Linked DNA regions of Homo sapiens: all the other regions are linked to region 2. A link is a loop called in an ENCODE intact Hi-C map of the cell type or tissue named here. Cell type or tissue: HCT116. All regions are shown on one strand. Region 1 overlaps SLC5A4-AS1 (SLC5A4 antisense RNA 1). Region 2 overlaps SLC5A1 (solute carrier family 5 member 1). Region 3 holds the start of RFPL3 (ret finger protein like 3).

Region 1 (8,000 bases), 160 kb after region 2:
TTTTTGACAAGATACCACTGTCAACCAGGCTGGAGTGCATTCACTGCCTGCTGAGTAGCTACAAGCATACACCACCATGCCTGGCTAGTTTTTGTCTGTTTGTTGTTTTTGTTAGAGACAGGGTTTCACCATGTTGCGCAGGCTGGTCTCAAACACTGGGTTCAAGTGATTCAGCCTCCCAAAGTGCTGCGATTACAGGCATGAGCCACTGAGCCTTGCCTCAATACTGGTTTTATAAAAATTAAAAAGATTTTAAGAGAATACTATAAACATTTGTATGCCAACAAGTTGGTTAGCCCAGATAAAATGAAACAATTCCTTAGAAACATGCAGTCTACCCATTTATGCGGCCAAGAAACATATGAAAAAAAGCTCATCATCACTGGTCATTAGAGAAATGCAAACCAAAACCACAATGAGATACCATTTCACGCCAGTTAGAATGGCGATCATTAAAAAGTCAGGAAACAACAGATGCTGGGGAGGATGTGGAGAAATAGGAACACTTTTATACTGTTGGTGGGAGTGTAAATAAGTTCAGTCATTGTGGAAGACAGTGTGGCGAATCCTCAAGGATCTAGAACCAGAAATACTATTTGACCCAGCAATCCCATTACTGGGTATATACCTAAAGGATTATAAATCATTCTACTATAAAGACACATGCACACGTATTTTTATTGCGGTACTATTCACAATAGCAAAGACTTGGAACCAACCCAAATGCCCATCAATGGTAGACTGGATAAAGAAAATGTGGCACATACACACCATGGAATACTATGCAGTCATAAAAAAGGATGAGTTCATGTCCTTTGCAGGGACATGGATTAAGCTGGGAACCATCATTCTCAGTAAACTAACACAAGAACAGAAAACCAAACACTGCATGTTCTCGCTCATAAGGGGAGTTGAACAATAACACATGAACATAGAACATCATACACCGGGGCCTGTCATGGGGTTGGGGGCTGGGAGAGGGAGAGCATTAGGAGAAATACCCAATGTAGATGATGGATTGATGGGTGCAGCAAACCACCATGGCACGCGTATACGTATGTAACAAACCTGCATGTTCTGCATATGTACCCCAGAACTTAAAGTATAATAAAAAAAAAATTAAAAAAAAAAGAAATTGTCGTGAGACCACTTAAAACTGGACGATGACCTTTCTTTTTTTATATTAGAGAATATAATAGAACTAAGAAATCTCAATCAGGTGTGGCAGCTCACACCTGTAATCTCAGCACTTTGGGAGGCCAAGGCAGGAGGATCACTTGAGCCAGGGGTTCTAGACCAGCCAGGGCAACATGGTGAGACCCCCATCTCTACAAAAAATAGAAAAAGTTCGTTGGGCATGGTGGCATGTGCCTGTGGTCCCAGCTTCTTGGGAGGCTCAGGTGGATCACCTGAGCCCATGTAGTTAACGTTACAGTAAGCCATGATTATGCCACTGCATTCTAGCAGCAGTGGGCGACAGAGACCCAGTCTCAAAACAAAACAAAACGAAACAAGAAACCAGAAAAAAGAAGACATCTATTAATCAGACCAAAGTCCTAAAAAAGAAATAACATTTAATCAGACCGAAGTCCTAAAAGAGAAATAACATTTAAAAAGAAGACATCTAAAGTTGTAATCATACCCTGCATGTTTTATCCAAGCCTAGAATTCATATTAACACAAAATATATTACTGATAGCTGTTCCACACTTTTTTTGTAGCCCTTGTTAAGACTAAGAATGTATGTATTTTGAATCTGTTTTTGGCTGATAAATGTGTGAACCCCGCACGTTTATAGTCTGTTGAAAGAATATACCTCAAATATAGTCACTGTCTCATATTTTCTTTCTTTTTTTCATCTCAAGTTTGGAAATGTTTGAAAATGCCCATGTATAATGATAATTGTAGTCTCTTTCTTAGAAAGGAAATCACAAATAATTTATATAGAATCTTAATATTTCCACTTATTGATGTACTACAACTCAGATATACTTCCTTTGTGTTACTCTTTGGATGATGTAAAATCAAATTTGCTTCCTTGCCAGGCATGGTGGCTCACACCTGTTATCCCAGCACTTTGGAAGGCCAAGGTGGGAAGATTGCTTAAGACCAGTTCTGGCAATATAGTGAGATCCTCATCTCTACAAAATAGTTAAAAAATTAGCCAGTCTTGGTAGCACACACTGGTAGTCCCAGCTACTGGGGAGGCTGAGGCAGGAGGATGGCTTCAGCCCAGGAGTTCGAGGCTACAGTGAGCCATAATTGTACCATTGCACTCCAGCCTGGGCAACAGAGCAAGACCCTGTCTCAAGAAAAAAAAATTTGCTTCCTTAAATTATATTATTGTTTTAGATGACCTCCAGAGAATCATGAAACTGCAAGGAGGATGAAAAGCAAGAGGAAATATGAAGGAAACCAGATTGATTAAATTATATGTGGATCCAATAGTAATTATTTGTTGTCTACTTTTTGGTAAATATTTTTCATATTTCATATCCAAAATGTAGGCCACACACTTTCGGAGGCTGAGGTGGGTGGATCACTTGAGGCCAGGTGTTTGAGACCAGCCCAGTCAACATGGTGAAACCCCCTCTCTACTAAAAATACAAAAATTAGCTGGGTGTGGTGGCTCATGCCTGTAATTCCAGCTTTGCGGGAGGGAGAGGAACGAGAAACGCTTGAACCGGGGAGGTGGAGGTTGCAGTGAGCCGAGATCATGCCACTGCACTCCAGCCTGGGTGATGGAGTGGGACTCTGTCTCAAAAAAAGGAAAAACAAAACAAAACAAACAGAACAAAATGTAGGCCACAGATACAGCTCTCAACTAAGTTTGACTCTTTTAAGACCACATCAATACAAATAAGAATAGTAACAGATTCTGTTACAAGTGTTTATAAATTGCCAGGGGAGGACAACAGAGAAAGGATTTGCCTTGGGGCAAAAGGAAAGGCCCCTACAGGAAGAAACACTTGATCAGGGCATTGGGTGCAGGAGAGCTTAGCCATTTAGCCATGTCATTCAGGGATAAAGGTTTCCAGGGAGCAGGAAGGGGGAAACTTTGCCTTTGAATTTAAACTAGTATAATTTATAATAATCTTGTGAAGAGCAAGTAGTCAGGATATCCTCAGCTATTAAAAAACAGAAATGATGACTAACTGAGTGGTTATGAGATGCCAGGGGCCCGTGTCTTTTGGTGGGCGTTTCAGAAAGTAGAACGGGGACAGAAAGCTTGGATCCGGACCAGGTCTCTTCATAAACTTCCACACAGCGCCACCTGGAGACAGGGAAGAGGGAGGCAGCTGAGAGAAAACCCTAGGTAGTTTCACTATTACTTCATTTATCAAACGTGGTTCAATATGTCTGCAATAGTCATGCAAAAACTAAAACCTGTTCACACTTTACAGATTAAGCACAAACTATTTACAAATACAGAGAGTAATATTAATGAAATTAAATGTACAGGAATGATTTTGTCTAAAAGCAAAGAAAAAATTATAAATACTGGCCACGGGCAATGTTCTTGAGATTTTTAGATACAGCTGACCCTTAAAAAATGTGGGGTTTAGGGGCACTGAGCCCCCGGCAGTCCAATACCTGTGCATAACTTTTGACTTCCCAATAACTTAAGGATGAATGGCCCATTGTTGACTGGAAGCCTTACCCATAATATCAAGTCCGTTAACGCATATTTTGCATATGTGTTATGTACTGTGTTCTTACAGTAAAGTAAGCTAGACCAAAGAAAATGTTCTTAAGAAAATCATAATGCAGAAAAAATATTTTTATGTGGAAGTGAATTCAACCTCTTCTAAATGTGGATCTTCACAAGAGTAAGTCCTTTTTAATAAATGACTGGTCTAATGAGTGTGGTTTTAGGAAAGACCTGTGAGTAAGTTTGACTAATTTTCTTCATCAAACTGTGAGTTTTTATTTTCATGATCAAAAACAATTTGAAATTAGCTCCATTCATAACAATTAATTTTGATGCCAAATGTTTTGTTTGAACAGTTTCAATCCTGATCCCAAATCTTACCAACGCCCACAATATACAAGACCTAATTTAGAATGATGTGGCAATATTTGTCCATATTAACTGTGAAAACCCTTTAGTGAGGACGATCTCCTTTGTGGCAATCTGCTTATGACGTCAGTAAAAATCTAATATATAGCATAATTAAATCAAAATCTGATTGGATTAAGAATGATAAGCAGGATGTGAATAAGGTGGGAGGAGGGACACTCTACACAAAAACCCTTGTAAGTGGAGCTCACTCCAACTGAGTTGTCAGTGGAAGCAATTGGAGGCCAGGGGAGAACCTAGTGGAGCAGAGGTGAGAATAAATTAAGAAAAAAATTAAAATTTTAATACAGAAAATGTTATCATTTCAGCATGAAATTAACTTTAAGATTGTTTTTAAGAAACAGGGTCTCCCTCCATCACCCAGGCTGGAGTGCAGTGGCACGATCATAGCTCACTGTAGCTTCAACTTCTTGGGCTCAGGCGATCCTCCCGACTCAGCCTCCCAGGGTGCTAGGACTACAGGCACATGCCACTGCACCCAGCCAACCTTTAAAAGTTCTTAACAACATCATTTACATTCTCTATTTCTCATTACATTTTCCAAATCCATTATGCATTTTACACTGAAAGCACATCTCAATTCTGATATGCCCCATTTCAGGTGCTCAAGAGCCACATGTGGCAGGACAGCCCAGTATAGACACTTTTATGACATCAACTTCCCAAAGAAACAATCAAGTCCTGGCTGGACGTGGTGGCTCACGCCTGTAATCCCAGCACTTTGGGAGGCTGAGGCAGGAGGATCACGAGGTCAGGAGATTGAGACCATCCTGGCTAACACAGTGAAACTCCATCTCTACTAAAAATACAAAAAATTAGCCAGGCGTGGTGGTGGGCGCCTGTAGTCCCAGGTACTTGGGAAGCTGAGGCAGGAGAATGGCGTAAACCCAGGAGGTGGAGCTTGCAGTGAGCCGAGATGGCGCCACTGCACTCCAGCTAGCATTTAAAATATCAGAAGCTCAAGGCCCTGAGTCTTTTATATATGTATTTATATTGTGTTTCATTATGTTTCACTAGTAATTGTGCATAGTAGGCCCTGATATCTCTATGTATATAAGGAGGAAAGATTTCCAAGGAGTGTTGTCCTTCAACTCATGACACTCTAATAGCATGTACATTTTTCCATAGAGAGTGGTCACGGCTGAACAATTTCAAGAAGCGAGTCGATGTCTCATCTCCCTATCTTATCTTGAAAAACCCGTGTACCTAAGTCGTGGATGTGTCTGCTGCATCCGCTGCATCAGTTCACTTCTGAAGGAACCCCATGAGGAAGGTGTAATGTGCTCCTTTCGCTCTGTGGCTACTCAGAAGAATGACATCAGGCCCGATTTCCAGCTGGGAAAGATGGATTCTAAAATCAAGGAACTGGAGCCCCAGCTGACAATTCTATATCAGAACCCAAAGACGCTGAAGTTCCAAGGTAAGAAATCTGTAAAATTTGCTCTCAGCCCATCAATGGCCCTGAGAAAGTAGCCATTCAAAATGTTCTCCATTAAATATGGGCATAGGCTGAATTCTGGCACCTGAAATATTTATGCCCCCAAACCATAGTTGAATATAGACTAGAGATGACTAGAGATTTTGAAGGTAATGTAATAGTTAGGTCGTGCTCTAGGCCTGTGCTGTCTAATGTGGTAGTCGCCATTGGCTGCAGAGCCCTTAAATGTGGTTAGTGTCCTCTGTGAAAATGATAATAATTTGGGATATACAGGCTTATAATATACTATTTAAAGTATTTTTTGCATTTTTTCTCTTGAGACAGAGTTTCGCTCTTTCGCCCAGGCTGAGTGCAGTGGTGTGATCTCGGCTTACTGCACGCTCTGCCTTCTGGGTTCAAGCGATTCTGCCTCAGCCTCCTGAGTAGCTGGGACTGCAGGAGCATGCCACCACACCGGGCTAATTTTTATATTTTTAGTAAACACAGGGTTTTGCCATGTTGGCCATGGCGGTCTCGAACTCCTCACCTTGTGATCTGCCCACCCTGGCCTCCCAAAGTGCTGGGATTACAGGCGTGAGCCACCACGAGCGGCTGCATGTTTTTTATTACTTTTTTAGCATGTCTACAGGAAAATTTAAAATTATACATGTGGCTGTCATATTTCTTTGGGTGTAGCACTGACCTAAAACATAACTTCTCAAGCTTGTTTATATTAAATCACCTGGAGATCTTTTAAAAATCCGTATTTTGATTCCATAGGAGTGGGCTGGCCTGTCCTGTAGAAGCTACCTCATCGATGTGCAGGCCCTGGATGAGAAGCTGCTCATCATCATCGCCCTGCAGTTCCTGCACGGCTACTACAAGCCCATCCTGTTCGAGCCCAACCAGACCTGGCCCGGGCACGTGGCTGTGTGGCAGGACACGTGCTCCATCGTGGCCATCTTGCTAACATCACGCAGAAGGTGCACCCCGTCATCTGATCTCTCACCAGCTACCCTTTGACTGCACCCAGGCTCTGGCCGTACCCAAGCCCATAGGTGGGGTGGTGGTCTTTGTCGTCAGCTCGCTGTTATACCTGAACCAGAGCATTCCCCCGTACGGTGTGGCTCTCAGCAGCCTCACCACAGGCACCGCAGCTTTCCCGCTGTGCACCCAGCTGGGTGTGTGAATCCCCCTGGACTGCGCCCAGGCCACCTTCATCTCCCATGACAAGATGGTCATCTCCCTCAAGGGCAGTCAGATCTACATGCTGACCCTCATCACCGATGGCATGCGTAGCGTCCGAGTGTTCCACTTTTGACAAGGCGGCCACCAGCGTCCTCACCACCAGCATGGTCACCATGGAGCCTGGGTACCTGTTCCTGAGTTCTTGCCTGGGCAACTCTCTCCTCCTCAAGTACACCGAGAAGCTTCAGGAGCCCCCGGCCAGTGCTATCTGTGAGGCTGCTGACAAGGAAGAGCCTCCCTCACAGAAGAAGCGAGTGGACACATGGCCAGCTGGTCAGCCAGGGACAAATCCGTGTCACAGGACGACATGGACGAGATTGAAGTGTACGGCAGCGACGCCCAGTCGGGCACACAGCTGGCCACCTACCTTTGAGGTGTGTGACAGCATCCTTAACATTGGACCCTGCACCAATGCTGCCATGGGTGAGCCTGCCTTCCTGTCTGAAGAGTTTCAGAACAACCCTGAGCCGGACCTGGAGATTGTGGTTTGCTCCAGCCACAGGAAGAATGGGGCTCTGTCGGTGCTGCAGAAGAGCATCCAGCCCCAGGTGGTGACAACCTTTGAGCTTCCCGGCTGCTACGACATGTGGACAGTCATCGCCCTGGTGCCTAAGGAGGAGAAAGAGAATCCCAAGGGGGAGGGCACGGAGCAGGAACCCAGCACCCCCGAAGCGGACAATGACCACCGCAGACAGTGATTCCTGATTCTGAGCCAGGAAGACTCAACCATATTCCCGCAGATGGGGCAGGAGATCATGGAGCTGGACACCAGTGGCTTTGCCACGCAGGGCCCCACGGTCTTTGCCGAAAACATCGGGGACAACCACTACATTGTCCAAGTGTCGCTGCTGGGCATCCACCTGCTGGAAGGAATGAATCAGTTGTACTTCATCCCTGTGGGCCTGGTCACCCGCAACATGCAGTGCACTGTAGGCAACCCCTGCGTGGTCATCATGAGTGCCGACGGCCGCGTCACCATGTTCCTGCTGAAAAGCACACTCCTATAGTGGCTGCCACGACCACCTGGTGCTGCACAAGCCCCCGCTGCACCATCAGCCCAACGTGATCACGCTGTGCCTGTACCGAGACCTCAGTGGCATGTTCACCACTGAGAGCTGCCTGAGCGGGGCTCACGATGAGCTAGGGGGCCACAGTGGCTTGGAGGCCGAGAGCCTGGGCTCGGAGACTAGCCCCACAGTCGGTGATGAGGAAATGCTGTGTGGGGATTTGGGATCCCTCTTCAGTCCCAGCAAG
Region 2 (8,000 bases):
AAGCAGTTTATACATAAAACAAAGTGCGTAAGAAGTAAGGGATACAATACAGCACATGATATGAGCAGGAAGGGATTTAAGAAAGGCTTTATTAGCAGGGACTGAAACTGTCAGGGAAGGCTCCTTGGACCAGCTGGAGCTGGAAGAATTTGAAGTTGGAGAGGGAAGACATGGCATTCAAGTCAGAGAACAGTACTGCCCAGACCTTTCAGGCAGAAGTAGGACAGGAGTGAGGGTGAAGGACTTGTATGGAATCTCACCTGGCTCAAGGAGAGTTTGTGAATGTGAAAGATGGAAGATGTGGCTGGAAAGGTAGGTCAGGGTTTCATTAACAGTGATCCCTTTGGTGGAATCTTTAGGTTTTTCTAAATATGAGATCATATCATATGTAAATGAGGCCAATTTGACTTCTTCTTTTCCAATTTGGATGCCCTTTTTCTCTTGCCTAACTGCGCTGTCTAGGACTTCCAGTACTATGTTGAATAAAAGTGGTGAAAGGGTATCCTTTTCTTTTTCCAGATCTTACCGGAAAGGCTTTCAATTTTTCCCTGTTCAGTATGATGTCAGCTGTGAGTTTGTCATATATAGCTTATAATCTTTATTGTTTTTGAGGTTTGTTACTTCTGTACCTAATTTGTTGAGTTTTTATTATGAAAAAATTTGAATTTTTAAAAAATTATTTCGTGGCAAATTTATTGATTTTTTTTGAGACAGGAATCTCACTGTATTGCCAAGGCTAGTCTCAAACTCCTGAACTCAAGTGATTCTTCTGCCTCAGCCTCCAAAGTAGCGAGGACTACAGGCACACCCCATGCCCAGCTAAGAAATAATTTTTTTGAGTGAAATAGTGCATGGGGGATGAATAGGGAACATATTTTTTTCTTTTTCCTTATTTATTTCTTCATCTAGAAGTCACTTCCAGATGCCAGCATAGGGTGAGGCACTAGCAACACAAAGTGAATGAAACCTGTTTCCTTTCCTGGGCAATCCCCCGGTTCAGATTGGGAGACAGAGAACTATTGTGATTCCATGGCAGTGTGGTTGGTGCTTGCCTGGATCTGTGTCCACAGTGCTGTGGCCACAGCAAGAAAGGGTGCACCCACCCTGTGTAGCTTGTCCTATTTAAGCTAGAATGAGGTTACCAGGAAGAGAAGAGCCTGTATTCTCCCAGATAGAATGAGCTGTACAAAGACCTGGAGACAAAAACACATGCCATGCCATGTGTGGGGGATAGCTGATAATTTGGAATAGAAAGTGCAGGGATACCAATGGCTAGCAAAGAGGCTGACCAGCACCTGATAAAACTGTGAAAGCTCTTTTGGGCCACCCTTCTAAGAGCACATTCTATTTTGCCACTGGCCTGCCAAACTCAAACCTAGTCCTTTAGGTGAGGACTTACCTAAGGGAAAGATAGAAAGGAAAAAAGGAAGGAGGGAAGGAAGGAAGGAGTAAAAAAAACCCTGAAAAATCATCCCCTCATGTTTCTGGTCTCTTAAAGTCTTCCATATTCTAATATGCAGACCCAAAATTTAATGTAAAAACACAGTATAATTTTATGTTCTCAAACTAAAAATAGTTCATAAAATAAACTACAAAGAGGGCTAAAAAAGTAAGTGTTATTTATATTTTGATGGAAAAGTTTCTTTCTCCTTCATCTTCCAAAGACCCAATTTCTTTTCCCATGTCTTTGTGAAATACAAATTACCTCACAAGTAATTACTTTTCATCTGAATATGCCTAAATCTGGAGATTGGTGTTGACAGTAGCTGCAGGTGGAGAGGCTCAAATTATTTTTCAAGTTAAAGGGAATTTTTGGAATCAAGTCTGTAGGTTGACATTCTATTCCAGTTATTAGACACTTTACCCCATTATATTATGGCTCCTTGTTTAATGATCGAGGTGAAATCATGTTGCTGAAACATGATAGACAGACACACTGAGTGTGTCTGTCTGAGTGCATAGCACTCCTAGCCATATTCTGAACTTCAGTGTTCTGGGTTCAGACAGCCTGGAGCTACCACTTCTCCTACCTCTGTTCCTTTGCCTCTGCCTATGCCTCTCCAAAGAATGTTAGAAAGGCCATCTGTTTTGTGTGTTCAGCATGAGTTAACCCAGGGTTTTCTTTCACAGGGAGCCTTTTGGGGACTGATCCTAGGACTTCTGATTGGGATTTCACGTATGATTACTGAGTTTGCTTATGGAACCGGGAGCTGCATGGAGCCCAGCAACTGTCCCACGATTATCTGTGGGGTGCACTACTTGTACTTTGCCATTATCCTCTTCGCCATTTCTTTCATCACCATCGTGGTCATCTCCCTCCTCACCAAACCCATTCCGGATGTGCATGTGAGTATCCATTTAGGGGATCTGTCCTTGTTTCATGTTCACACTGCAATGTTCTTTAATTTTTTTTAAATTTTTCATTATTATGGGTACATAATAGTTGTATATAATTATGGGGTACATGTAATGTTTTGATACAGGCATACAATATAAAATAATCAAATCAGGGTAATTGGGGTGTCCATTGCCTCAAGCATTTATCATTTCTTTGTGTTAGGAACATTCCAATTCCACTCTTAGTTATTTTAAAATACAGATTATGGTGGCTCATGCCTGTAATCCCAGCACTTTGGGAGGCCAAGGTGGGAGGATCACCTGAGTCCAGGAGTTTGGGACCACCCTGACAACATAGTGAGACTCTGTCTTTAAATTATATGTATATAATAAATTACGTATAGCTGCCCTATTGTGCTACCAACTACTAGATTTTAATTCATTCTAATTGTATTTTTGTACCCATTAACCATCTCCATTCTGTCCTCCATTCCCTGCTACCCTTCCTGGCCTCGGTAACCATCAATCTACTCTCTATCTCCATGAGTTTGGTTTTTAAAACTTTTAGCTCCTATATATGGTGAGAACATGAGAAATTTGTCTTTTTATGCCTGGCTTATTTTACTTAACATAATGGCCTCCAGTTCCATCCATGTTGTTGCAAATACAGGATCTCATTCTTTTTATGGTGGAATAATACTCTACTGTATATTTGTACAATATTTTCTTTATCCATTCATTTGTCAGTGGACACTTAGATTGATTCCATATCTTGGCTACTGTGAATAGTGCTGCAGTAAATATAGGAATACAGGTATCTCTTTGATATACTGGTTTACTTTCTTTTGAATATATATCCAGTAGTAGAATTGCTGGATCATATGGTGGCTCTATTTTTAGTTCTTTGAGGAACTTCCATAGTGTTCTTCATTGTGGCTGTGATAATTTACATTCTCACCAACAGTGTTTGAGGATTCCCCTTTCTCCCCATCCTCACCAGCATTCATTATTGCCTTTTTGATAAAAGCCATTTTAAATGGGGTGAGATGATATCTCATTATAGTTTGATTTGCATTTCTCTGATGATTAGTGATGTTGACATGCCACAACATTCTTGGTCAGCCTCAGCAAAATTATACATCTTATATTCACATTCACATGACTTGCCATTGGTTTCACGTGGAAGGATACATGCCAGGAAACATGGTGTGCCAACAGGCTGATATCAAGCCCATGTCTTTAGTCAGAGTCCTCACAGTTGTCCACCCTTTATTCCAGGGCTTATTCTCTGAAACCTGCTCCCCAAGTGACAGCTCAGGTGCGTAAGATCACATGGGTGGTACAGGGCTACCTGGCTTAGAAGCCTATGTTCCAAATAGAAACTGGTATTTCTTTTGACAGTCCCATGGTCAAAGCTTTCAAAGGTCCCAACAAAGCACATACCTAGTTACAAAAATCAGTCTACTCAGGGAAACCCAAAATATAGTTTGCCTCTTGATTTTTTTTTCCAAATTAGTCCACCAAAAATTGACCATAGGATGTAAAACATTTCTAACAATATCAAAGTCTAATTGATTCAAGACTTCAAAAGTTGCAATTACTCTTCTTTAACTCTAGATGCCCCCATTGGTTTAGAATTCATTCATGGCTCTCCCAATTTAGATAAAGATGACCAATTATGAGCCATTTTTATTAGTAGTCTGGTAACCCAACACAGATTTCCAGGTTTCCAAGGGAACAGAGCCAGAAAGTTAACCCAAGGTCATATTTATTCCTAGAAAACAGAAGGATTTTGTTAATCCTTTACTTTACTCATGCATGCACAGACTATGGAATCCCTAAGAGACCTTCAACTTCATTGCCAAATTTTTAAGAGCTGTGACAAACCTAACGTCAAACAAAGACTGCTTTTATGGCAGCAGAACTGAATCACATCTATTTGCTGGACCTGTCACAGGCTTTCTTTGTGTTGTATCAACTGCTTCCTCATGTCTCAAGTCTTTGAAAGTATTACAACCCAAACACATTTCTAGTTGATGCCCTAGACCGAGTTCATGCTCTAGATCAAGTATTTGGTTCATGCTCTTGACTATGTCAATAGAAACTGTGCCTTCAGCTCTACCATATTCTATTATGGCTCATGATTCTAGCTTCTTATCCACATAATGTGACATAGTGCAAAAATCTGAACTTACACTCCTAACCTGGACAAATGGTTGTCTTGTTGCTTCCTACTGCCAGTGCTAAAAGGAACAAATTATTTATCACACACACACGTAAAAGAGTTCATTCAACAAACATTTCCATATGAGGCAATCTTTTAGCTCTGAATATGCATATATCATAGAGGCTAGTATATACATGTATATTACTTTTATCTAAGTTACCAATGTTTTTAGAGATAATGTTATGGATGAGAATCGTTGTGTATGTTCTTCCTGGTACTGAGATGCCACATTCCCTTCCCTTCCTTGATGCATATCTCTTTGCCCCCCCAACTTCTTGTCCCAAGATGCTATTTGGATCTTTCTGTTGACCTGTTCTGCCTTCTCTGCAGCTCTACCGTCTGTGTTGGAGCCTGCGCAACAGCAAAGAGGAGCGTATTGACCTGGATGCGGAAGAGGAGAACATCCAAGAAGGCCCTAAGGAGACCATTGAAATAGGTGACTTATGACCCAGAGCAGATCCTAAACCATAAAAGTTACTCCTACAACAACAAGACTTTACTGAAGTTCTTCCCTAAATAATTTTATCAGAGCTCAGATGTCTCCCCTCCAGGGCAGTGAGGAGTAGGGTGGGGATGAGATGGATAAGTGGGTTTGGGGAAGTTAACTCTGAGTTCAAGGGAAAGAAAGGGTACAGAATCATTCAAGCTCCCTCACCCCTCATATTTAAAAAATTTTTGTGAGTACGTAGTAGGTGTATACATTTATGAGGTACGTGAGATGTTCTGATGCAGGCATGCAATCATGCCTGCAAGCAAGCACATCATGGAGAATGGGGTGTCCACCCCCTCAAGCATTTATCCTTTGAGTTGCAAACAATCCAGTTGCACTCTTAATTTTTTTTTTTTTTTTTTTTTGAGACCGAGTTTCACTCTTGTTGCCTAGGCTGGAGTGCAATGGCGCAATCTCGGCTCACTGCAACCTCCACCTCCTGGGTTCAAGCGATTCTCCTGCCTCAGCCTCCTGAGTAGCTGGGAATACAGGCATGCACCACCACGCCCGGCTAATTTTGTATGTTTTTAGTAGAGATGGGGTTTCTCCATGTTGGTTAGCCTGGTCTCAAACTCCTGACCTTAGGTGATCTGCCCGCCTTGGCCTCCCAAAGTATTGGGATTACAGGCATAAGCCACCACACCCGGCCTTGCACTCTTAATTTTAAAATGTACAATTAAGTTTTCATTGACTATAGCCACCCTGTTGTGCTATCAAATAGTAGGTTAGTCATTCTTTCTATTTTTTTGTTGTACCCATTAACCATCCCTACCCCATCCCCAGACCCCCACTACCCTTCCCAGCCTCTGGTAACCATCTTTCTACTTTCTATGTCCATGAGTTCAATTGTTTTGATTTTTAGATCTCACAAATAAGTGAGAACATGAGATGTTTGTCTTACTGTGACTGGCCTATTTCACTTAACATAATGATCTCCAGTTCCATCCATGTTGTTGCAAATGACAGGGTCTCATTCTTTCTTTATGGCTGAATAGTACTCCATTGTGTATATGTACCCATTTTCTTTATCCATTCATCTGTTGATGGACACTTAGGTTGCTTCCAAATCTTAGCCATTGTAAACAGTGCAGCAACAAACATAGGAGTGCAGATATCTCTTCAATATACTAATTTCCTTTCTTTTGGGCATATACCCAGCAGTGGGATTACTGAATTATATGGTAGCTGTCTTTTTAGTTTTTTGAGGAACCTCCAAACTGTTCTCCATACTGGTCATACTAACTTTCATTCCCACCAACAGTGTACATCCTCACCAGCATTTGTTATTGCCTGTCTTTTGGATATAAGCCGTTTTAACTGTGATGAGATGATATATCATTGTAGTTTTGATTTGCATTTCTATGATTGATGATGTTGAGCACATTTTTATGTGCCTATTAGCCATTTATATATCATATTTTGAGAAACGTCTATTAAAATCTTTAGACCATTTTTGATTGGATTCTTACCCCTCATATTTGACAGCACTCAGTGAGTAAGTGTGGGTGAGGAATTTGCCACCCTGCCTTGATTTGAGGAATGGCCAGGGATAAGAGAAGAGTTGGAGCTCTTCTGACATAGCCTGTGAACTGAGGGCAGATGGAACCAAAGCTATGGCCAGTTCTAGTGACATCAAGATGAGGGGATAGAAGCCCTTGGGATCTTATGTCATACTGGCTTACAATATCAAATGCAGAAAATCAAATTTCTCTCGAAGACCAATGAAATAACGCTTAGTCAGTGCCCAGAGACTTATCCTGTAAGTTAATACTTTCTTCTACTTCAGTATTGCAACTTTTCCTCTCTATGTGGGAAACGTGCACACGTGGAGGATGGTTGTGGAGGTGTGTGGTGTGCAGAGCTATGGGGGCTCAAGGTCATATGTGCTTTACCTGGTGCTGGGCTGGAGGCCTCATATCACTCCATCTGAAGGAGAGCACAGGTGTAGCTCAGAACAGATTCTCAATCTGGCCATCAGGAACATCATAGAATCCTACCTGGGGAAAGAGCCCTAGAGATCATTTGGTCTTATCATCTCATTTTATAGACATGTAAATTGAGGCTTAGGGAGGGAGAGGCTGTGCCTAAGGTCTCAGCTTTGTTACAATCTGCTCTTGATCTTCGAGTACCTTTCAATTCTAAAACTTGTGACTGCAAATACTGGAGAGAGCCTGGAGCCACAGCAGCTGGCCATGGTGCTGAAAACAGCCCCTTCCTGCCTCCCTGGGGCAGGCAGGCAGGAACATGCCCTCTACTTCTCCTACCTCCAAAAATGTCTCCACACTGTGTAAGAATATCATAGATTTTAAAGGGACATGGATTAGGAGTATTTTGAGTGTCAAAAGATCTTATTGTGGAAGAAGAGATTATTTTTATGCCAGAAGGCAGACTTAACACTGGTGGGTGAAAAGAATTCATCCGATTTTAACTCAGAGTAAGGAGGCAAGATAGTGCAGAGATAGACTGTGAGATTTGGAATCAGGAAGAACTGGGATTTAATCATCATCAATTCTCTTCCTAATACTCTGGGAAAGTGATTCCATTGTTCTAAAGCTCAGATTCATCACATAAAAGTATTCTAAATGAAAACCCATGCCTCTTATGCTCTGCTGTAAGAATTGTCTATATTTACCACCATCATGATTGCTTTGAAGGAAGAGTTTCTAATTGAGTTGGTCTGGACAGGGATGAGCAGTATGTGTACATCTGTCAAGGATTCTGTAGAGGGAACTTCCGTACTGGCTAGAGATTTGACTTGGTGACCTCTGAGGTTCATGGCAGCACTCAAATTCTGTTGTGTCTTCATGAACTTAGGGTGAAATCAGACTGAACATCCTACCCTATTAAAGCACAATAAACTAAGCTATCTTTAGGGATTTTACAGACCATGAATGTCACATTCACCATTCTCTGAGAAACAGCAACACAAGGAAGCTTTGCAGGTGC
Region 3 (8,000 bases), 250 kb after region 2:
GCACAGCAGTATTCGCTTGTAATCCCAGCTACTCAAGAGGCTGAGGCAGGAGAATTGCTTGAACCTGGGAGACAGAGGTTGCAATGAGCAGAGATCACCACTGCACTCCAGCCTGGGCAACAGAGCAAGATTCCGTCGGGGCGGGGGTGGGGGGCGTGGGGGGAGGGTGGGGGCGGTGGGGGGAGGGCGGGGGGGGGGTGGGCGGGTGGAATACAATGACAAGTCGTCTATTTTTAACTCAGTTTTGGACTGTTGTTTGTTAAGGCCATTGCTTGTGATAAAGAAAACAAAGGGAGGAGGAGGAGAAACAAGAAAGGACACAAGAAATAGAAGCAGCAGCATAAGAAAATGAACAGGAACAAGAAAATGATGATAAGCAGAAGAAAAACCAGGCTGGAAAAAAAGAAAAAGAACAGGTAAGAGAATCAAGGAGACCTATTATACATTTTGTCCCCTTCCTGATTCATGAAATTTAAAAAAGTCCAAGAAAATGTGGCACATATGCACCATGGAATACTACACAGCCATAAAAAATGATGAGTTCATGGCCTTTGTAAGGACATGGATGAAGCTGGAAACCATCATTCTCAGCAAACTATCACAAGGACAAAAAACCAAACATCGTTATGTTCTCACTCATAGGTGGGAATTGAACAATGAGAACACTTGTACACAGGAAGGGGGACATCACATACCAGGGCCTGTTGTGGGATGGGGGGAGGGGGGAGGGATAGCATTAGGAGATATACCTAATGCAAATGACGAGTTAATGGGTGCAGCACACCAACATGGCACATGGATACATATGTAACAAACATGCACGTTGTGCTCATGTACCCCAGAAATTAAAAAAAAAAAAAGTCCAAGACTACCCTGACAAAAAACCAAGCAAAATGATACACAAATAGTTACCCCCCAAACTTCTGTTAATAACATAATGGTGCCACTCACACCTGACTCAGGTGCCAGCAGGAGGAGGGCGCCCTCCAGATTCTGCAGGAGATGCGGGGAAGACTCCTCCTTCCCCTGGCTGCACCTCCACCGCTGTCACAGAGGCCCACAGCTTCCTACCCACCCCAGGCCAGGCAGGGCTGCCCCCCAACGCTCCGACCTGCCTTCCCGGCCCCCAAACTTGCTGCTGCTGCTGCCACAACTAGCACCGATGCTAATACAACTACTACTGCTGTCACCCTCAACGCACAGGCCCACCCTACAAGGCTCCTAACACCTGACCACTGCACTGCCTGTGCCCTGGCGGCAGCCAGCCGCCATCCTACCGCTCTGGTGCTCTTCAGTTTTCATTGCCGCCCTCCTACCACTCCAGCGCTGAGTCTTTAGTCTCCATGGCCGCCACCAACCACAGCGAGGCGAGCGGTGGTGCCACAAGCTCCAGCCTCCAGCAGGCGGCTCCTCCTCCTGGCATGAAACAACTGGGCAGGCAAAGCCAAGAAAGCCTAGAACAGGATGCAGAGAGTGGTAGCGTTAGAGCCTCACCTTGGCATGCTGGCCACTGGATGGCAGAGGCCGGTTTCAGCGAAGGCACTCACGCCCACCCTCCAAAGTCCAGCCTCTCCTTTTGGCCCAAGTTGGCCAGGAACTAGGGCCTGGAGTGGGGACTGGAGACACCACAGTGCCCGGGCTTCCTACTCTACTAGAACCGCTGGGCCCACCCTGGCTGCGTTCCTCGGGAAGCAGGAGCAGCAAAAACTGAACCCCAGCCAGCCCTCCCAACCCTAGTGCTGGTTCCCGTTCCTGACGCCTCCACCCACGGGGCCCTATCACCCCGTAGTGTCAGCTACTGCGTGCCCGGGGGTCCCAGGCAGTTTCCGCAACACATAGAGGGCGCGGGCCTGGGAACCACGGCTGGTCTAGGTGACGGATTGTGCTCAGGATCCCCGCGGAAACGCTGTGCATCCGCCGCGCTCCAGCAGGAGGAGATGGCCCTCTAGAGTCTGGAGTCCGGGGAGACGAGGACCGCTCCTCTGACCACCCGTCACTGACACCACCAGCACCAGGGGGGCAGCGCAGCCCCCAACAGCACCCCTAACCCGCCGCCGGCAGTGTAGCCCCCAGATAGCGCCTCCAACACCTCACCCCCAACCACCGGCAGTGTAGCATCCAATGGCGACCCCAACCTGCCCTTGCTTCGGACACTGCAGCACCCAATGGCGCCCAGAACCCGCCCCCTGCCGCGGGCAGTGCAGCCCGGGATAGCGCCCCCAATCCGCTCCCTGCCGTACACAGTGTAGCCACGAATAGTGCCCCCAACCAGACCCCTGCTGGGGGCAGTAATGCCCTGATATGGCACCCAAACCGCCCCCCAACTGCGGGAAGTGCAACCCCGGATAGTGCCCCAACCTGCTCCCCACTGGGAGCAGCAACCCAGGGAGACGCCCCAACTCACTCCCTGCCTCCGGCAGTACAGCCACAGATAGCGCACCCAACCCACCCCCTGCGCGGGCAAGGTAGCCCCCGATAGCGCACCCAACCCGCCCCGCCGGAACCAATGTGGCCCCAGGTAGCACACCCACCAGCTCCCTGGCACGCAGTACAGACCTCTGATAGCACCCAACCCGCCCCCTCCCAAAACGGGCAGTGGATACGTCCCTCAATAGCGCCCCCAACCAGCCTCCCACCCCCTCTACACGGGCAGTCTGGCCCCCAGTAGCACTCCCAATAAATCCTGCTATCTCTGTCTCAGTGTAGGCCCCAGAAAGCGCCCTCAACACCCCCCTCCCTGCTGCCAACAGTGTAGCACCCTGTAATGAGCCTAACCCGTCCCCCACCACAGCACTGCAGCCCCAGATAGTGCTGCCAACCTGCTCCCTGCTGTGGGCAGTGCAGCTATGGATAATGCCCCCAGCCAGCTTCTAGACGCAGGCAATGATGCCCTGGATATAACACGTCCCGCCCACCGCAGGCAGAGTAGCACCCGATAGCGCCCCCAACCCGTGCCTGACAAGGGCAATGCAACACCCGATAGTTCTTCCAACTCGCCCGCCGGCCACGGCCACTGCATCCCCAGATAGTGCCCCCAGAACTCCCCACTGCCGCTAGCAGTACAGCTTGGGATAGTGCTCCAACCCACCCCCAGCCACGGGCAGCGCACACCCGATAGCACCCCCAACCCACTCCCCTCTGTGGGCAGTGAGGCCCCAGATACCACATCCAACCAGCCTCCTAACACGGGCAGTAACGCCCTGGATAGGGCCTCCAACCCACCCCACCACGCCACGCCACAGGCAGTACGGCCTGGGATGGCGAACTTTTCCCACCACCATTTTACCATTCTGGCTGCGCTCTAGTCTCCCTGGCCCGCACCAACGGCAGCAGCGAGGTGAGCCACGGCAGGCTCCAGCCTCCACTGTGCTAATGAAGTTGCTCCTCCTCCTTTTCCTCTAAGCTTCCAGACTCCAGTGTGCTCAGGAAGTGACTCGTTTTCTTTTTCCTCTAAGCCAGTACTAACCAGCTACACAAGCTGACGCAGGAGAGCTTGGAATGACAAAACTCCCCCCACTTGGCATCATTTATATATGAGAATTTATGCAAATGAAGTTCCTGGGCTACATGTTCTGATTGGATGAGGAAAACCTCTAGGCCTACTCTGATTGGACTTTGTTATCATGTTCTGATTGGTTGTCCTAAGACTTGCTCTCATCCAATCAGAACATGCAAATAAAGCCCAATCAGAGTAGATCTAGAGGTTTTTCTTCTCATCCAATCAGAATATGTAGTCCAAGAACCTCATTTGCATAACCTCGGTAAGGGGAAGTCTCAGTTCCAGGCTCTTCTAGGCTATGTTCTCTGTCTCCACACCTTCCTCTCAGACAGCAGCTGGAGCCCCAGAACCTGGGAGCCTCACAGAGAAAGTCCTGATGTGGGACCTGGTTTTCCACCCGAGACCCAGGATCCAATAAAGAAGTGTTTCCATAAATGATGCATCCTCCAAAGAAGGCCAGTGACTTTCTGTGCCAAGTACCTGACAGAATTGCCATTTCCTAGAGCTGCCAGGCAGCCCTAGGTGCACAGGTCACCTGTGCATGTGTCAGAGACCAAATCCCATCAATATTGAGGCCTTGGTTAAGACAGGTACTTGCTTTTAGTCGTGAAAAGATGCCTGGCTTTGGCAGGAGAATCGCTTGAACCTGGGAGGCAGAGGTTGCAGTGAGCCAAGATTGTGCCACTACACTCCAGCCTGGTGACACAGCGAGACTTTGTCTCAAAAAAAAAAAAAAAAAAAGAAAGAAAAGAAAAGATGGCTGGCTTCAACACTGAGAAAACCAACTCTCCTTGAGCAAATGCTTTGCATATTCTCATAGAAATAAGGGAACACCTATTACCCTCCTTGCACTGCTTCCTGCACAGCTGGGATACTACCTTTCACAAGCATCCTGAGCCACCTGCTGGCCTTTTGTGTGTGTTTCCTTCCTGGCTTCCTCCCATTTTTTTTTCCATCTCTGAACCTGCTGTAAGGTGAAGAATTGAGGCGGGCCCCAAATGTAAGACCTCATGAATTTGACGATGCAACAGTGTCCTGGACAGCCTGGCTCTCAGGGCTGGGGAGCTGGGCAGAGAGAAAAGAGGGCATTCCAGGGGCCAGGGAGCTCCAGGCCCAGAGTAGGATTTCAAGGCTAAAGAAACAGAGGCTGTGGGTGGGTAGAGGGTCTTGACTAGGGTAGGGACAGAGGGTGCGTCTTAAGGCTCAGCTAGGGACAGCTTCATCCAGGAAGTAGTCAGCAATTGGGGGCCAAGCTGCAAGGAGGAAGAGGTGGGGAGAGAGAATGGAGAGAGAGGTGTTCAGTGATCAAATGCCTGGCCTGGCCTGTTTCCTCAGGAGACACCCCTGGGAGTCTGGGAGCCTCTCCCCCGGGCTGCTATCCAACAGGGTGCAAGTAATCCCCCCTTACACACACTAAGAACCCAGGGTGAGTGTCAAATTATATGTTAGCTAAGAAATGAAGAGAGGGAGCAGGATTTCTGGTTGACGGTGAGGATATTTATTAAGGGTTTACTGGTACAAGGAGAGGGGCTGGATGATTTGGGGTGGGAGGGGATCTCTGTTCTGGGATCCTGCAGCTCCAGGCCCCCATGGGTGGGGTGAGGGTCAGGGACCTAAGAACATTCTTCAGGGGCCACTGTCTTCTCCACAGTGCTCTCTTGTGTGTGACCTTACAGCTGTAGCTGCTGCAGGACCTCCACTGGTCGGGTGTCAGGCTCAGGTCGCTTCTGGCTGTGTGCTTGTTGCTCTGTTTGGAGGTCTTGGTGACTTCCGTACCCTGGGTGACAGGGGTGCTGTTTGCCTTCCAGGCCACCGTCACAGCTCCCGGGTAGAAGCCACTCATGAGACACAGCAGTGTGGCCTTTTGGCTTGGAGCTCCTCAGAGGAGGACGGGAACAGAGTGACCAAGGGGGTGGCCTTGGGCTGGCCTGTGGGTGGGCGAGCGGCAGGAGGTCAGCATCCTGTTGTGTACCTGGGAGCCCCCTGACCTCAGTGTATGAAGAGGGGTCAGGCCCCCTCAGTGCCAGTGTAGGACCCCTCAGACATGGTCCACAGTGTCTCAGAAGGGTGTGACATGAGGTTCCTAAAACAACTCTCTGTCATTCAGGGAACCTCCGAGCCTGTCCCCTGCCCACCAGTGGTGGCAGTTAATTTGGTATTCATTTCCAAGGCTGGAGAAGGATGTAATTTTTTTTCTTTTCTTTTCTTTTGGTGAGACAGGGTCTTACTGTGTTGTCCAGGTTGGAGTGACCTGGCGTGGTCTCTGCTCACTGCTAATTTTTGTATTGTTTGTAGAGATGAGGTCTTCCTGTGTTGTCCAGACTCGTCTCAAATTCCTGGGCTCAAGGGATCTTCCTGCCTTGGCCTCGCAAAGTGCTGGGATTACAGATGTGAGCTACTGCATCCAGCCCCCTTTTTTTTTTTTGAGATGGTGTCTCACTCTGTTGCCCAGGCCGGAGTGCAATGGCACAATCTTGGCTCAGTGCAACTTCTGCCTCCCAGGTTCAAGCGATTCTCCTGCCAAAGCCTCCCAAGTATCTGGGATTACAGGCGTGTGCCACCACGCCTGGCTAATTCTTTTGTATTTTCAGTAGAGATGGGGTTTCACCCATCAGGCTGGTCTCGAACTTTTGATGACCTCAGATGATCCACCCACCTTGGCCTCCCGAAGTGCTGGGATTACAGGCATGAGCCATCGTGCCCAGCCTCTCAGCTCCTAATTCTTATGTTCATCAATCAGTCTCTTGCTGGGGTTCCCCTAGGAGGTGGTGAAATGACCCCAGCTCGCTGTTCCTCACATGGGTGCTGCCACGTCACTGGCTCAGGCTCAGCTGCTGGGTCACCAGGAGAATGGACCCTTCCTCCACCTCAGCTCAGAGCACAGTGATGATTCGTGACTTTCCCAATAGAACTTCAAATCTCTGAGGACGGGGGGTGGGGGGATGTGCTTGAGTGTTTGTACTCATGGTCTTGTTCTCGGAGTGACAAAGCTGGAACACAATACCTCTATGCATGAAAAGGTTGTCACTTGTCACAACTAACAGGCTTTCACCTCAAGGAAATTTTCTTCCCTTGTGTACTTTTCCCCTGGCAGTGGACATGGCTGCACTCTTCCAAGAAGCAAGCAGCTGTCCCGTCTGCTCAGACTATCTGGAAAAACCAATGTCCCTGGAGTGTGGATGCACCGTCTGCCTCAAGTGCATCAATTCGCTGCAGAAGGAGCCCCATGGGGAGGATCTGCTTTGCTGTTGCTGTTCCATGGTCTCTCAGAGGAACAAAATCAGGCCCAATCGGCAGCTAGAGAGGCTGGTTTCCCACATCAAGGAACTGGAGCCCAAGCTGAAGAAGATTCTACAGATGAACCCAAGGATGCGGAAGTTCCAAGGTAAGGAATCTGTATACCCTGCCCCCTTCCCAAGACCAGACCAGGAAAAATCATCTGTGCAGTTGGCCCCTCATTCCACATGGGGATTAGCTGCTGTCTGGCACCTAAAATTGAGATGCTTCATCATCACATTCTCAGCCCTGACAACACATAGAATCACCTGGTGATGTCAAAAACAAAAACAAACAAAAACCCGATGTCTATGTCATGGGTTAGACAAGGGATTCTCTAAACTTAGTGTGCTCAGATTACCTGGGGATCTTGTTAAAATGCAGATGCTGAACTGGGAAGTCTCAGGATTGATCCCGCTGGCTTGGGGACTTTGCTGAGTAGCAAAAACATAGAGCAACTGAATTTGAATTTCTCTCTAGCAAAGGTTCCCATGAATCTGACATTAAGATGGGCCTGGTATTTCTAATGCACAGTGAATATTGGCACCCATTGTACCAAACAACCTCACCCCAGGGTTGAGAAGAGTTGGGAATGGAGCACCTATGGTGTTTGTTTCTGTGAGTGGGGAGAGTTGCAGATATTGGTCTCCTCATCCATGCGCCATGGGCTCCAACAGTGGTCCTGGCTACAGAAAATACTATCACTCTCCATAACTCTGGGGAAAAGGGACATTTAAATGAAAAGGTTATGGTCAGCCTGGGCAAAGAATTACACCTATAAATGGTGGTGGGCCCCTATAATGTCCCTGACACTGGTAGCTTCTGCCCTGACACCCATGATCTCTACTCATCCATCTACCCATACCTGACTGTCTCTCTGCTGAACTATGGAGGACAGAGATTCACCCTGTCCAAGTCATGTTTGGAACCCTCTTCCTCCTTCCTTGTCCATGTCCATTCCCTAATTCACCATTAAATAGCAATCAATCCCTAGTCTTGACTAGGGTAGTCTTACTGTGATCTATAAAATCTATATTAGTGATCATATCAGTTTTTTGACTTGAAGGATAATATATTTTGTAGATTTTTTTTTTTCAGAATGTTCTGGACAATTAATTTTCTCTAGGCCAGATCACACTGCCTCCTCCATGAGAATTGGCGGCTTCACCTGTCAGTCACATACCCAATGCCTTAAATTATTGACCTTTGTATTTTCTGCCCTTAT

Evidence for each region. Peaks named below come from ENCODE experiments on the same cell type or tissue, not always from the same donor. Only the 100,000 strongest peaks of a DNase experiment are listed, where the experiment ranks them.
Region 1: it touches region 2 in a loop (7-fold over the local background); 49 of 110 quality-filtered maps call a loop at or near these places.
Region 3: a loop joins it to region 2, with 8 times the contacts of the local background. A loop is called at or near these places in 5 of 110 quality-filtered maps.

The regions. Positions count from the first base shown.
Region 1 is chr22:32,263,079-32,271,078 of GRCh38, forward strand. SLC5A4-AS1 (SLC5A4 antisense RNA 1) reads left to right here. Exons shown (of 4, transcript NR_149072.1): 3 at 5,210-5,501; 4 at 6,279-8,000. It also overlaps a transcript of SLC5A4 not described here and the pseudogene CPSF1P1. Among named protein-coding and RNA genes, the nearest start is that of SLC5A4, 12 kb to the left of the region's middle. In HCT116, a CTCF peak has its summit at 3,269 (motif pointing left); a DNase peak (open chromatin) is centred at 3,253; H3K27ac peaks cover 506 bases.
Region 2 is chr22:32,099,892-32,107,891 of GRCh38, forward strand. SLC5A1 (solute carrier family 5 member 1) reads left to right here. Exons shown (of 15, transcript NM_000343.4): 13 at 2,131-2,346; 14 at 4,895-5,000. It overlaps LOC105373000 (a long non-coding RNA gene), which reads right to left. Exons shown (of 3, transcript XR_938172.3): 3 at 6,966-7,051. Among named protein-coding and RNA genes, the nearest start is that of C22orf42, 55 kb to the right of the region's middle. In HCT116, a CTCF peak has its summit at 3,949; a DNase peak (open chromatin) is centred at 4,000; H3K27me3 peaks cover 3,248 bases.
Region 3 is chr22:32,351,561-32,359,560 of GRCh38, forward strand. It overlaps RFPL3 (ret finger protein like 3), which reads left to right and starts at 6,307. Exons shown (of 2, transcript NM_001098535.1): 1 at 6,307-6,884. The coding sequence starts at 6,512. It also overlaps a transcript of SLC5A4 not described here. In HCT116, a CTCF peak has its summit at 4,404 (motif pointing left); DNase peaks (open chromatin) are centred at 3,661 and 4,391; H3K4me3 peaks cover 633 bases.